2 separate regions of the Mus musculus genome follow, and region 2 is linked to region 1. The links are chromatin contacts, found by Hi-C or POLR2A ChIA-PET in ENCODE. All regions are on one chromosome and are shown on one strand. The core of a region is the stretch at or near the end of the contact, and the rest is flanking DNA. Distances in the headings are between cores, read along the strand shown.

Region 1 (6,996 bases), core at 2,491-4,990:
TGAGGGGTGAAGCATTCTAGAAACTGCCTCTTCCAATGTAGCCACAAAACTCTCATAAGACTCATCATGCTTTTGCCTAATTCCTGAAAGGACTGTGGACTTAGCCCCAGGCAGAGGTAAACTCTGCCAGCTGGATACAGCTATCTGATTAATTTTCTCCAACACTGCCTTTGGAATTTTTAGTTGCACTGCTGGCTTAGCGCAGTCCTTTTGCCCAAGAAGCATGGACGTCATGGGCTTAGTTCCACTTCTCGATGAAGAAGTTTCCTGTATTAGCTTTCTGGCCTCTTCATACTCTGTTCTCCGGAGAATGAAATCTCCAGGAGTGAGAGTAGCCTTTGCCGTTTGATGCCAATTGTAAGGAGTAAGCCACTGGCTTGCTACTACATCCAAAACCTGTAAGGTGTAAGGTGCAGTGGGGCCCAGTGTCGTTACTGCTGACTGTAGTTCCTTAAGAGTTTTTAACGGCAAAGGTTCCCATCAGTGCTCATTACCTTCTACGTAAATAACTGGGCAAGTGAGAGTAAAATCTCCTGGTCTTTTTGCCTCTGCCATGACAGCGTCAAAACCAACTGGTGGCAAAAGTCAACATGGTTTTGGTACAGGTTTACAAGTGACTGGTGCCATGATTAAAGACTCCTCCCCACTGCTGCCTCGGCAGCTATGAAAACGATCTCTTCCTTCCCACTCCTCATCACTTTCGCCATCAGTTGTCTCTGATTCACTATTTTCTAAGCTTTCCTCTTTTTTGCCTGTATAGCAGGATTTCCTTTTACAAGCAGATGGTCTCACTTTCTGATCATCAGAGGGCTCTGAAGGAGATTCCTCTGCAAGAAATTCTAAGTCTTTTTTCTCAGTCAGTATATCCCTCATTTGTTGCCACAGAGTAAAGGCATTACTGGGGACTTCCCTAGATGAATTTTCCTCATGAAACTTCCTCATAACTTTATCTACTCGCTTCCAATCCTCCAATGTTAAGCTTCCCTTCTCTGGAAACCAAGGGCTGATTTTTTTTTTTTTTTTTGCACGAAATAATAAAATTCTTGTAAGGATTTATCCGAGACCTTTAGACCTCTGCCAGACAACACGTGCTTAAAGACCGACAGAAACAACCATTTCTTTTTCGATTCTGACTGCTCCATGGTAAAACTTACTTGTCCTCCTCAAACTGACGATTCTTATCAGTGGGCCTGCAGCGCTCTGATGAGATCCTATCCTTGCCTGAGAAGTAAAAAACGAAAAGGGAAAAAGGAGAGAAAAGACTTACCTGTCTGATGTCCTGGTTCAAGGCGCCAGCTGCCACAGATGAACCTCACTTGGGTCCTTGATCCATGGGCGAAACTTGGGTTTCGGTTACAGGTAGGCAAAGAGTCGGGAAGAAGGAGGGGTGACAAACAGACATGACACAAGGGAGTGTGGATCTGAATGTAATGTCTTAAAGCAAGCACTAGTCTTATAATACAGAAAGCAAAGGAGTCGGATATCACAGCAGGCAAGGTACATCGAAGTATATGACACAAAACAGAGGAATGCCTACAAAGGACTGGCAGGAACCAACTCGGATAAAATACAATGTTAACAACTGGGATCAAAAGCAGCTCCACCTAAGGTCCACTTAATCTTAGAAGTCAGGTGTAGTCTCCCCTCCCCCAGCCTGAAACCTGCTTGCTCAGGGGTGGAGCTTCCTGCTCATTCGTTCTGCCAGGCCCACTGCTAGAACCTGCGGAGCCACACACGTGCACCTTTCTACTGGACCAGAGATTAGCGGGAGTCGGGTCCCCTCCCCCTTCCTTTATAACTAGTGTCGCAACAATAAAATTTGAGCTTTGATCAGAATAAATTTGTCTTAGCTCCGTTTCTTCTTTCGCCCCGTCTAGATTCCTCTCTTACAGCTCGAGTGGCCTTCTCAGTCGAACCGTTCATGTTGCGAGCTGCTGGCGGCCGCAACAGTCAGGGGCAAGGGCTTCGCGCCCTTGCCATAGTTCCTATTCTAGTCTATTGTATAGTCCACCTCCCCCTTAGGCCATTGTAAATTCCTGTGTATGGGTGTAACTCAGCTATCTATAGTTCTAAGTATCTACTCTGGTTCCTCCTTAGACCACAACCTTCCTTCTTCCTAAATAATGGTAAATTCCTGCATATGGGAGTAGTTTGCCCTGAGATTTCTAACTCTATGTAGTAGATAATAATGCCTGATTTCTTTCACTATCTCTCTTACAATACTAGAGGCAATTCTGAATGTCACTGAATAGGCAACATTCTTACTGAATTCAAAGCCCTTGGTCGGCTCAAGGACTGCCTAGGATTGATGAGGAATCTAACTTAGCTAAATATCAAAAATGAATCCTTAGAAGCACTTATAATAAAGTAATATTAAGGGAAAGCACACAGATCTGTTTACCAACTAAAGCATGGACATTGGAGCATTCGTTATTCAGGATGCCACAGTTCCAGGAGACTTTTTGCCTCAGGACAGTGCCCAGGTTTTTGGGGCCAGTTGCACGTGTCACTACTGGAGTAGATGTAGCACCTGCCCTGCTGATTTAAGTTCCACTTGCAACCTTCCAGGGACTTTCTATTGCCACCACTGAGAATGTGAAAATTAGGGGATAGGATGGAAGACAGACAGGGACCCCTACATTAAAATAGAACTTACCTGCAAACCAAACTGTAAGACCCACCACCCCATTATACTCAAATCCTAGGACCCTCTTCCCTCCTTATGCAGACTGGGAAGTAGAACTTGATATGTTTATAAAATGATAAATGGGGGTGGGGTGGGGTGGATACGTTCTATAGGGGTGTGGTGAGGTATGGGGGAAGCGGGTGCCTCAACAGGCCCATGCCAAGACATCCCTTCCCACTGTGGAACCAGCCACACGATGGTATAGTATAGAATAGAGTTTATTCAGGGCTTGGGGAGGGGAGTTTAGAGGGTAGTAGGGCAGAGAATGGGAGAGAGAAGTAGAGGAGAAGAGTAGAGGCTGGCCATGAGCACGTGGAGAAAGAGGGGGGAAGGTATGAGGGGACAGAGCAGGAGCAAGACGGGAAGAGCAAAAGAACAAGAGGACAAAAGAAAGAGGAGAGGGCAAGCAACCACTTTTATAGTGGATCCGCCTACCAGGCTGTTGCCAGATAATTGTGGGGAGGAGCATACCTAGGTGTTGCCAGGTAACTGTATGGTGGAGCTTAGACAGAATGTTAACCGAACTCACTAGGGCATCCAGAGCTTACCTATGCTAATCTGACTCAGGAACAGAATTTTCTATCCAGAAGTTGGCAAAACTTGAGACCCTGTTCCCCATAAGCCCCCTGGCTAAAGGGTTGAAAACTGGAGCCAGGATAGTTATGCCCTCTGGTCCTGTTACTGCACCTTCCTACAGCCAAGACAGAGACCTACCCTTTGAGATTTCTAAACCATGGGACTTAGCTGGTAGTCACTATAAAGGTCAATTTTAAATTTCTCAACGAAACAAGGCCAAATATGACTAAAGACTGTTGATTTTGTCTGGACCCACAACTTCCTTTCTAAGCGAGAGTGGTACTTTTACATTTCCCAAAAAGCAATTTCCACCGACCTCACTCTAGTTAAAATAGCTTGGAACCTTCTCGTTCTGGGAAATGTAGTCCCAGAAAAAGCTCCAGACCGATGAACTTCCGCCGAGGCATTCTGGGAATTGTAGTTCTGGAGCCATTAGCAGCTAAGTTTGCTTCAGCTCCAGAAGGCTAGGCTGCCTGGCAGTGCTTCCTTCCAGTGAGGTGAGAGCTTGGAGCATCCCGCAGGCCTTCTGTGCGCTGTGCCCCGGTGTGTCCTCTCAGGGACGAGTTTGCATTCCGGTGTGTCCTCTCAGAGACGAGTTTGCATTCCGGTGTGTCCTCTCAGAGACGAGTTTGCATTCCGGGGAAAAGCGGGGCAGCTGTGGCAGCGACCCGTCCTTTTTAACTGGGTTCTGCCTGAGGCCTCCTGCCCTGATTCCTGGACCCATCTCAGCTGCTGGTGGAACCCCGGGAGAGTCTAGCTTCCCACTGGAGCCTGGCAGAGAAGCTGTGGTGACAGATGGCCAGTGTCATAAAGCCTTAAGTGGCAACTCTTACTTTTATGTGTTTTTGTTTTGATTTGGTTTGGTTTTGCATTTATTTATTTAAGAGGGGAGGGTTGTGTCACAGCTTATGTATGGAGGTCAGAAGACAACTTGTGAGAGTCAGGTCTTTCCTTGCACCGTGTGGTGTTCAGGGACTCGAACTCGCCCCATCAGGCTCAGCTGAAGTCACTTCTACCCACTAAGCCATCTTGCAGGGCTTAGATTTCTATTGGTCATTATCTTCGTGCATGTGGAAAAAGAGACTCTGGAGGCTCTGGCAGGTCAATAATGTTTGCTAATTATGAAGCCTTTTAGAGCAGGATACAGAGAGGTTTAACTTCACTCCCATGTATGGAAACAATAACATGTAAGATAGCTGTCACAATTGACAGACCCTTCTGAGGCTGGTGGTCAGTCATGACACAGCATGCATCAGACTTCTGGGGCTGCTTAAACATTTGTGTTTTCTGGGAAACCCATCACCACAGGCAGCCTTGTGAAGGTAAGAGTGCCCAGCACCCCTGAAGCTTCCAGAAATAGAGAATGTGGTGAGTGAGTCTGGTAACCCGGAGGCTTAGTAGGAAGTAGGCAGAAAAGCCTGGTCAGCGCGCACAGCCCTTGGGGCTGATGGAGAAGCTGAGGAAGCCACGTGGACCAACTGTCCTAGCAGTGTTCTCACGAAGCCTCTCTTCCCCAGCTTGCTTCCCAGAGCCCTGCCTTGTCTCAAAGAGAAGAGAACAATGACCAAGTTACAGGTAAGTCGGGTTGCTTCCCCCATCCCCACAGTGGTAGGGATTGAAAACAGGACTCCTGCATGGCGGGCAAGTGCTCTACACAGAGCCTCTCTGAACTGCATGAAGGAAGAGGGGAAGTTGCTGAGAAGAAAGGTCTGGAAGGAGGAGGGATAAGAGAGGACAGTGGGACATGTGCTCAAAGTGCACTGCACATGGGAAAGTGTACAAGGATGAGTAAAAAGAATTTGAAAAAGTGGGCTGCAGAGATGGCTCAGTAGTTAAGAGCACTGGCTCAGTTTGGTTCCCAGCACTCACACCTGATAGCTTACAACTGCCCGTAACTCCAATTATATGTAATTAGAGGATGTCCAACGCCCTCTTCTGGCCTAATTTTATTTTACAATTAAGTATGAGTTCTTCATACTCGTGTTTATGATTTTTTTCATTTAATAATTTTTCATTAGTATTGGGTTTGTGCTTTGTGAGCATGTCAAGACATGATGTAGACTTCAGAGGACAGCTTTCAGGAGTCTCTCTTCTTCAATCTTGTTGAAGTAGCATCTCTTGGTTTGGGGACTCTGGGACAGGCTGCTCTGTCCTGGTGCTCAGTGGCAGCCATCCTAGCCTAATTGGCAAGTTCTAGGACACTGGAGGACCCTGTCCTAAAAACAAACAAACTACCCTAGACAGCACCTGAGGAAGGACACCAGAAGTTGGATTGTAGCCTATTCATGCGTGCACACATACATGCACACAGAAAAGTGTTCATTCATATTTCCTGCACGGGGCGTCCTGTGCATTCATTTCCTGAACAACCAGGGAGCGTCTGGCTGCCACCAACTGCACGGCTTCTGTGGTTGATCCAATTCAGATGATGAAGGAATGAAGGAAGGACAGACTCACAGACACGTGTACAGACAAGCTGGGATCGAATGAGCCGTGTGCTCTGATAGAGACTCCCCAGCAGCCTAGAAAGACAGTGCATGTATTATACAACGCTGAGCACCCAGGGGCATGATTCAGGAACCTGAAACACTAATGCAAAAGGGAGTGCTTCCCATGGTGGTACCCAGCTCCCCAGCTCCCCAGGGCCATCAGTTCCAGGGAGTAAATGCTTGTTTTTCAACAATAGTGGCTATATTCTCTGTTAATTTGTAGGCAGTAAGTATCCCTGATTCTCTGTATTCTGGCCTAAACTGGACACTTTAAAAATCTTGGGTACTTTAGCAAGTGATTAAAAATAGCAGCTTGTCTGAAACTTTCACTTACTGAATTAAATTTTGTTCTATATTTATTGTGTCAATGTGGACGGTTCATTTTAAATTCATCCCTTCAGGGATACTGTGATGGAGGTACTGTTACACAGATGGGGAAACTGAGGCACGGAGAAGTTAGCCTAAGCTCCTCAGGCCAGAGCCTTGAAGTGTGAACCAGGGTTCATAAGGCTTGCAGAGCCTGTGCTCTCACCCCTGACCCTAAATGAGACTACTGTTGACAGGAGTGTGTTCCTGAGCACACAGAATGAGCTGGTTGTCTGTTCTAGAAGGTTCCTGAAGGCCTGTGTCTTAGTCAGGGTTTTTTATTTCTTTCTTTTCCTCCACCCTTGAGGCAGACTTTCCCAGTGTAGCCCTATCTATGTTGGCATTCACTCTGTAGACTAGGCTGGCCTTGAACTCAGAGATTATCATGCCTCTGCCTTAAGAGTGCTGGGATTAAAGCCATGTGCTACCACTGCCTGTCTTAGTTAGGGTTTCTATTGATGCAACAAAAAGCCATGACCAGGAAGCAAGTTGGGGAGGAAGGAGATTATTATTAGGCTCACACTTCCGTATTGTTGTTCATCATTGAAGGAAGTCAGGACAAGAACTCAGAGAAGGAACCTAGAGGCAGGAGCTGATGCAGAAGCCATGCACGTGTGCTACTTGCTGCCTTGCTCCCCATGGCTTCCTCAGCCTGCTTTCTTATAGAACCCATGATCACCAACTCGAGGATGGCACCATCCACAATGGGCTGGGCCCTCCCTCATTAATCAAAATTAAGAAAATGCCTTAAAGCTGGTCCTAATGGAGGTATCTTCTTTTGGTTGGTTGGTTGGTTTGTTTGTTTGTTTGTTTGTTTGTTTAGATATGGTTTCTCTGTGTAGCCTGACTGTTCTGTAACACTCTGTAGACCAGGCTGGC
Region 2 (6,996 bases), core at 2,816-5,315, 45 kb after region 1:
TGGCTTCGGGTGGCACTGTTACTTGAGTCTGTTGTGGATCCCCTACTTGGGGTAAACAGATGTCTGATTGTGTCTCCCTAAAAGATAAGTCAATACCAATGTCTCTAGAGGCACAGTGGCCCTGAAGAGGTGGAGGACAGTTAAACTTACAGGGACAAACAAGCACCTGGCATATCCTCAAGACATCAAGTGCTTTCATACAACCTATTTTTAAAATCACACTTACTCATTGCCTGTGTGCGCTCTCGTGTGCACATGTGTGTGTGACAGTGCTTGTGTAAAAGACGGCGGATAACTTGTGGAGGTTGGTTCTCTTCGTCCACCATGTAGATCTTGGGGATCAGACTTAGGTCATCAGGCCTGGAGGCATGCACCTTAACCCCTGAGCCACCTTGTCAGCTCTCGAATGCGTTGAGTCTCCTTACAGGAGAACAATCCTCTAGCTTGAGAGGACCCCGTTACATTCTGACAACAAATAGGGCGAGCTCTACTTACCATGGGCCCGCTCACTTTTTTACCCTTCCTTCCAGGAGGTGCAGACCTGAAAAGACAGAAATGGGAAAGGAGAAGTCTCGTCAGTGCCACTGACCACGCGGCTGACCCTTGTCAGATAGTCGGGTGCGTGTTCCTTGCGGCCTACGGTCAGAGGATGACAACGGTGGCGTGGACGATAGGAACTCCACATAGGAGCTCGTCACAGAACACTGTGCCCAAGCACAGCAGACCAGATCTCCTTGTACTAATTTTTTGCAATTTTCTCAACGTTTTAAACTTCCAGTGGCGATAATGGTGAGGATGGTAAACGTGGAAATAGCATCTAATGCTAATTCACTGTAATGGGTACTGGGTGGGCGTCCCACTCCTGATGGGAGGGAGTACACTAGTACACGCAAAGCAATACATCCACTCTCGGGAGCCTACAAGGAGCATGTCGGGAACACACCATTGCCTCACGTTGCTTGGGATTTTTAGCAGCTGTGACTGTTGACAATATTCATTAAGCAAGGTAGTGGTGGTCGGGGGGAGGGGGGGATCACAGTGCTGTGAGTACAGGGTACCCCACACCATTTTATCTGTGCCAGGCAGCATGGTGACCCTTCTGAGCCTGAATTTTGAGATGAGACCCTTCCCTGAACTGTTTACATGTGACCTGTGTGGGAGTCACCTGGGATGCAGACTGCAGGGGTGTACGTGCAGGAGTTCTCAGTTAGATGGGCAGGGTTTGGGGTGTACGTGCAGGAGTTCTCAGTTAGATGGGCAGGGTTTGGGGTGTACGTGCAGGAGTTCTCAGTTAGATGGGCAGGGTTTGGGGTGTACGTGCAGGAGTTCTCAGTTAGATGGGCAGGGTTTGAGCCTGGGTACTGTCCCAGGAGAGGAAATTCTCTCTGCTGGTTCACGGTGAGTTTCTAAACTGCTGCATGGGACAGCCCAGTCCAAGGAACACAGCTGCCATTTAAAAGAAACTTACCCAAGAAAACCTGACAGAACCAAACTAAAAGAGCCATTGTTCCAGTTGCATACTAAAGTTGTAACAGTTCTGTTTTTTTTTTTTTAACATGATCTGTAATTTTAGACATCTCCATGTCTATAATGTTAAAAAAAAAAAAAAGTTATTTGGAAATACCAGAATTGGTGAAAACAGGGCTGGTGAGATGGCTCAATGGGTAAGAGCACTGACTGCTCTTCCGAAGGTCCTCAGTTCAAATCCCAGCAACCACATGGTGGCTCACAACCACCCATAATGAGATCTGACACCCTCTTCTGGTGAGTCTGAAGACAACTACAGTGTACTTGCATATAATAATAAATAAATCTTTGGGGGAAAAAAAGTTAAAAAAAAAAAAAGAATTGGTGAAAACAACTTTTTTTAAAAACCTAATACCAGGGACTGGGGAGATGGCTTAGTTGGTAAAGAGCTTGCTGGGCAAAGCACAAAGACCTGCGTTTCATCCCAAGGGCACATTTTACTTGAAAAGTCAGGGGTTGGGGAGGAGGGGGCTGCATGCCAGTGGCACACACAGATCTATAAAGCCAGTTCTGCGAAGGCAGATAATGGCATCTCTCCTGCTTCTTGGTCAGCTGGCCTCACCTAATTAGGCAATCTCGAAGTCCACGAGGGAGGATTTGGTGGATAAAAGCTTTTACCACCAAGCCCGAGTTTGGTCCTCAGGATACACAGGATGGTAGATGGGCAGCATCTCCCCAGCGTGGTCTTCTAATCGCCACACCCACACCGCAACTCACGTTTTCCACCCCTACATAAATATTAAACAGAAAAACAGTGGATGGTTCCTGGGAACCCGAGGTTGACATCCGGCGTCCATACATGTACACACACACACATGTACACACACACGTACACACACACAGGTCTCAATAAATGTACAAAGCCCGCTCTCAAGATCCCTGCAAGCCAGTGCTAACCTATATTCATGATACTGGCTGGCTTCCTCTGGGAGCTTGGACCAGTAAAATGTGGGTTTGAACAGCCTATTGTCAGAGGCTAGCCTGGGATATGGCCCCCACCCTTGGGTTCTTGGAAAGAAAACTCTTTTACCCTCTCATGCAGTGCCAAGGCTTAGAAACCCCCGCTTGTGGGTTTTTTTTTTTTCCTTTATCCATCCCTTCACCTAGTGCTGGGGGTCACTCTCCTTCCTGTCCCATCGGGAAGGTCTGTGGCCCAAGTTCAAAGTAGGACAAGGATGTTCGTGTGCTTGCTTCCGAGTTGTGGTGCCTGGTGGTCTCTTCGGGGTTTCTGCCATCTGGGCACAACACTCTGTATAGACTCACCTCTAATAAAAGTTAATCCCAGGTGTACGACCCACACATCCTCCAGCGTCAGCCAATCTTAGTCACTTATGGCTTCCAGCACTGCTTTTTGGGAAGTCAGGGCTGCAGGGAAACCAAAAATTGTAAAATTATAAAATTCCCTACATTACATCTCACAGTTCCTGCCCCAGTACCTGCTGCAAGCAGCCAGCTCCTTCCTCTAAAGGTCATAGATGGGTCACAACTGTGACGGCCAAGAACTGGATGAAGTATTACTATGGTCTCTCCATGAGACCTGCATGCCAGGCAGTTTTGAGTGTTTCACCATCCTTTTTTTTTTTTTTTTCTCTCCAAGTATGCTACTAGGAAGGTCTAATGTCTGTCTTTTGCAGAACACCCAAGATATGCACAGAGAGATCTGCTAGTGCGGCAGGGGCAGAAGCAGAGCCGACTAGGGGGTGGAGAAGGTGGGCGCCGCGGGAGCAGGGAGGGAGCTGCAGAAGGGGAGCGGTGGCCGCAGGCGGAGAGGGGGGCTGCAGGAGGGAGGTGGCTGCAGGAGTGAGGGGGACTACAGGAAGGGAGAGGGGGCTTCAGAGAGGAAAAGAGGGCTGCAGGGAGGGAGGGGGGTAACGAGGGGAGAGGGAAACTGCAGAAGGGGAGGGCTGCTGCAGGCGGGAGGGCTGCTGCGGGCCGGAAGAGGGGGTCTGAGGGCAGGGAGAGTGGGTTGCAAGAAAGGGCTGCAGGACCAGAGAAGGAGATTGAAGGCAGGAGAGGGCTGCGGGCAGGAGGGGAGGGGAGCTGCGGAATGGGAGAGAGAGGGCTGCAGGCAGGGAGAGGGGGCTGCGGGGACGGGGCGGGGCGGGGGCACTGCAGAAGCCGCTCGCGCCGAGGGCCTGCAGGCACCAGGACGCTCCCTCCGGAGCTCGCCGCTGCTCCTTACCTTTCAAACCTCGCTCCTTCCTTTTCACCCGAGACGCAATTGCTGTCGATCTCAGAAGCATCTAGCGGGTCATTCTGGAGGTTCCTGGCTAAAATAACTCAAATCCAGGGGGACAGATGGCTACAGGCTAGCCTGAAGCCGACGAGTTCCCAGAATTCCGCGTGGAGAAACCGTGCGTGACGCTCGGCTCCCTCAGTGGTAACGGAAGTGAGGATGCAGAGGCGCGGGTGGCCGGTCCCGAAGCTAGGGGAGGAGCACCATCCTCCCGTATTGGATTTCCCTGTTGTTTTTCATTTCCCATACTCCCTAAGAAAGTCTTGGACAGCAACGTCTTTACATTGGAGGATGTCTGCCTTAGGACGTATAGGCTTTGGCGCTGGAGAGATGACGTGGTGCGGAGAGCGCTACTAACTGCGGAGCTCAAAACCGTAGTTGCTCCAGCTCCGGAGGACCCGTCGCTCTCTCGTGGCGTCCTCGAGCACTGCATGTACAAGGTACACAGACAAAACATGCAGAGAAAACATCCATAAATAAATAAATAAATAAATAAATAAGTGAGTGAATAAATAAACTTTCCAAAATACTAAAATAAATAAATAAATAAAATAAATCATTTATTGGTGTGTTCATGCATGCGTGGGGAGCGTGCGTGCATGTTATGTGAGACCCCCGAAACTGGGGAGACCTCCGCTCAAGTCCCGGGATGAGCTGGCACCCCAATAAAACCACACCTGATGCAAAACCACAAGAGGCTTTATTGTCAGCTAGCTGAGGACCGCGCAGGGCAGGGGAGTTCGGCCCCCAGAGGTAACAGTAGGGGGGGGGTCTTTTAAAGGAAAAGTGAGGAATTGGGAGGAGTTGGGAGGAGAGTTGGCAACAGTTCTTCTCTGGCGAGGTGGGGGAGTGAGCTATAGCTCCTCTCCTGTGTCTATCTCCGTGTCCTTGGCACAGGGAGCCAAGCAAGGGCCTGGCTAGGTCTTCCTACAATTATCGCATCTCTGGTTGTAAGGCACAGAAAAAAAAAAAAAAAAAAAAAAAAAAAGCTTTTTGCTGGCTATAGAGAACAAAGAGCTTCTTTCTGGCTGTATCCCCAGAGATCGGGGAAAACGGGCTTGGGGGAACGCTCGGGGTCTCACAGTTACAGCGCAAATGAGGAAGTCATAGGACAGCGTACAGGAGTAAATCTCCTTGCAGTCACTATGTGGGTGCAGGGGACCCAACTCAGGTTGTCAGGCTGGGCAACAGGAGTGTTTACCTGCTGAGCCACCTTGCCAGCCCTTGAAAACTCATAAACCCCAGCACAAGAGCCAACTTTTTAAAAGGAGTGAAGATTCAAACATGGTTCAGCAATTTCAATAGAAATAAGAGTAGCAAACATGGACATGTTTATCTTTAGAATTTTTTTTAAAGAAATGGATATAGGCAAATTACCTTGTGGGGGGAAAATGATAACATGTGAGAACTGAACTATCGCATGTTGATGGCAAGAATACAAAGCGGACAGCTGTGTATTTTTTAAAGTTGCTCTTAGAAAAGTTAAATATATTACCATTGATCAACGTAGTAGTAATTCTAGATGTAAATGGCTGGCTGTTTCACAGCATAACCCATTCTCTTAACTCCCTCCTTCCAGTTTCCAGCCCAGGCCCCTTCAAACATTTCTCCCGGCCACTCCTCCCTCAGTTTTCCAACAGCGTAAACAGTCCTTCTCCGGCTTTCCCCATTCTAACCGCTCCAAGCTATAACATCGGCTCTGCCTGTCTACTCAGCTCAGCTTCTCCTGGCTCAGCTGTCTCAGAGTTCCTTCTGTCCCTACTGCCTTCTCCTCTACCCCGCCCCTTCGCTTCTACTAGCTCCGCCCCGGCCCCGCCCCCGGCCCCTTCTCCGCCAAAACTGGCTTTGTTCTCCTTGGTCTCCTGAAGTTTCTCAGTCCCTGCTTCTTTACAAGAAATGATGGAAGCTGTTGCCTATACAGTGAGAGCTTGCCTTTATTTCATTAGCTTGTTTCTCATCATTTTCTTTTCAATCAACTGAGCTCCGTGTTTATTTCACTGACTTTAGACTCAAGTTGGAGATAGTTACTGTGGCCCATAGCTGACTCAGAAACCACTTTTGGCATAAAAATAGATTGATTATTTTAAATATGCAATTCCTTTTTCTTGCTTTCTAATTCTTTTGGAATTTTTTTAAAGATTTACTTATTTTATGTATGTGAGTACACTGTCGCTGTAGCTGTCTTCAGACACACCAGAAGAGGGCACCGGATCCCATTACAGGTGGTTATGAGCCACCGTGTGGTTGCTGGGAATTGAACTCAGGACCTCTGGAAGAGCAGCCAGTGCTCTTAACCACTGAGCCATCTATCTCTCCAGCCCTCTTTTGGAAATTTTTCTGAGACCATATATGAATTAAATGTTGTTTCCTCCTTTAGCCTCTTCAGGAAACTCCATGCTTTGCATCCACTGCAGCTGGCAGACTGAATAAAAATTTTTCAAGTGACTGTCTTTCTCAAGGCTGGCTTAACAGTTTACTGAAGGCATATGATGTCTTAGGCACTGCTTGTGAATATAGGTACGCAATGTAGATATACAATTCAAACATGTACTATTAATTGGGAAGAAATGTATTTTAAACAATTTCAGTAAGTGGTAATTTATTAACCACAAAACCTAACTTGCACAGTAGTGCCGTGGAACACTTTCTGTAAAGGGGAGTAATGAGGATGGTCAAAATCCCACTGAGACACACAACAGAGTCTGCAGCTGAACTAGAAGACCGAGAACAGGAAAGCTCCGTGAGCAACGCTTCCGGAAGAACAGAAAGCATGTGTACTGTAGAAAGCCATGCAATTTGTCATAGACAACAACGCCGACCCTGAGCAGAGAGGCTGGGCCCTGTGTGTGGTGATGGTGTGTTCTGAGGAAGGCTGCAGTGAAGTCACACAGTTGCATCATGGGTAAGAGCTGCCAGAAGCTCCTAGAACCTGTTGAATTCTGAGGTTTTGGTCCCTGGATATGCAGAAAGCTTGTAGTGTTCCTAAATATCTTGTGACTGTCACTTACGGTAATGAAGCCCCACACGGGGTTGCAACCAGCAACATAAGAAAGTGATCTGGTTCCTTCCTTTGAGATACCTCCAGGTCACACTCAACTTTCCCCCGGTTGGTTACTGTCTCCATGTGTTAAAGGTCAAGGTTCTGACTGAAGTCTACATGGCTCCAACTTACAAGGCTTCTCTGCTTGTGGTCTCCCAAGCATCAAAATGCATCCTGGTCCAGTCAAAATACT

What was found. A loop is a pair of places that touch in the nucleus more often than their neighbours do. ChIA-PET counts read pairs that join two places held with the same protein, here RNA polymerase II (POLR2A).
Region 2: a loop to region 1 is called in a map of left cerebral cortex, with 6 times the contacts of the local background. The contact joins the promoter of Zfp61 here to the promoter of Zfp108 in region 1. A Hi-C loop is called at or near these places in 1 of 37 maps with a recorded cell type or tissue (left cerebral cortex). POLR2A ChIA-PET finds 5 or more read pairs at or near these places in 3 of 5 experiments (Patski and embryonic stem cell).

Annotation. Positions count from the first base shown.
Region 1 is chr7:24,251,054-24,258,049 of GRCm38, forward strand. Zfp108 (zinc finger protein 108) reads left to right here and starts at 3,741. Exons shown (of 4, transcript NM_018791.2): 1 at 3,741-3,869; 2 at 4,780-4,837. The coding sequence starts at 4,823. It also overlaps a transcript of Zfp109 not described here.
Region 2 is chr7:24,295,484-24,302,479 of GRCm38, forward strand. It overlaps Zfp61 (zinc finger protein 61), which reads right to left and starts at 4,066. Exons shown (of 7, transcript NM_009561.2): 1 at 3,710-4,066; 2 at 2,791-2,892; 3 at 2,090-2,255; 4 at 496-541. The coding sequence starts at 498. It overlaps Zfp94 (zinc finger protein 94), which reads right to left. Exons shown (of 6, transcript NM_001199321.1): 6 at 6,221-6,996.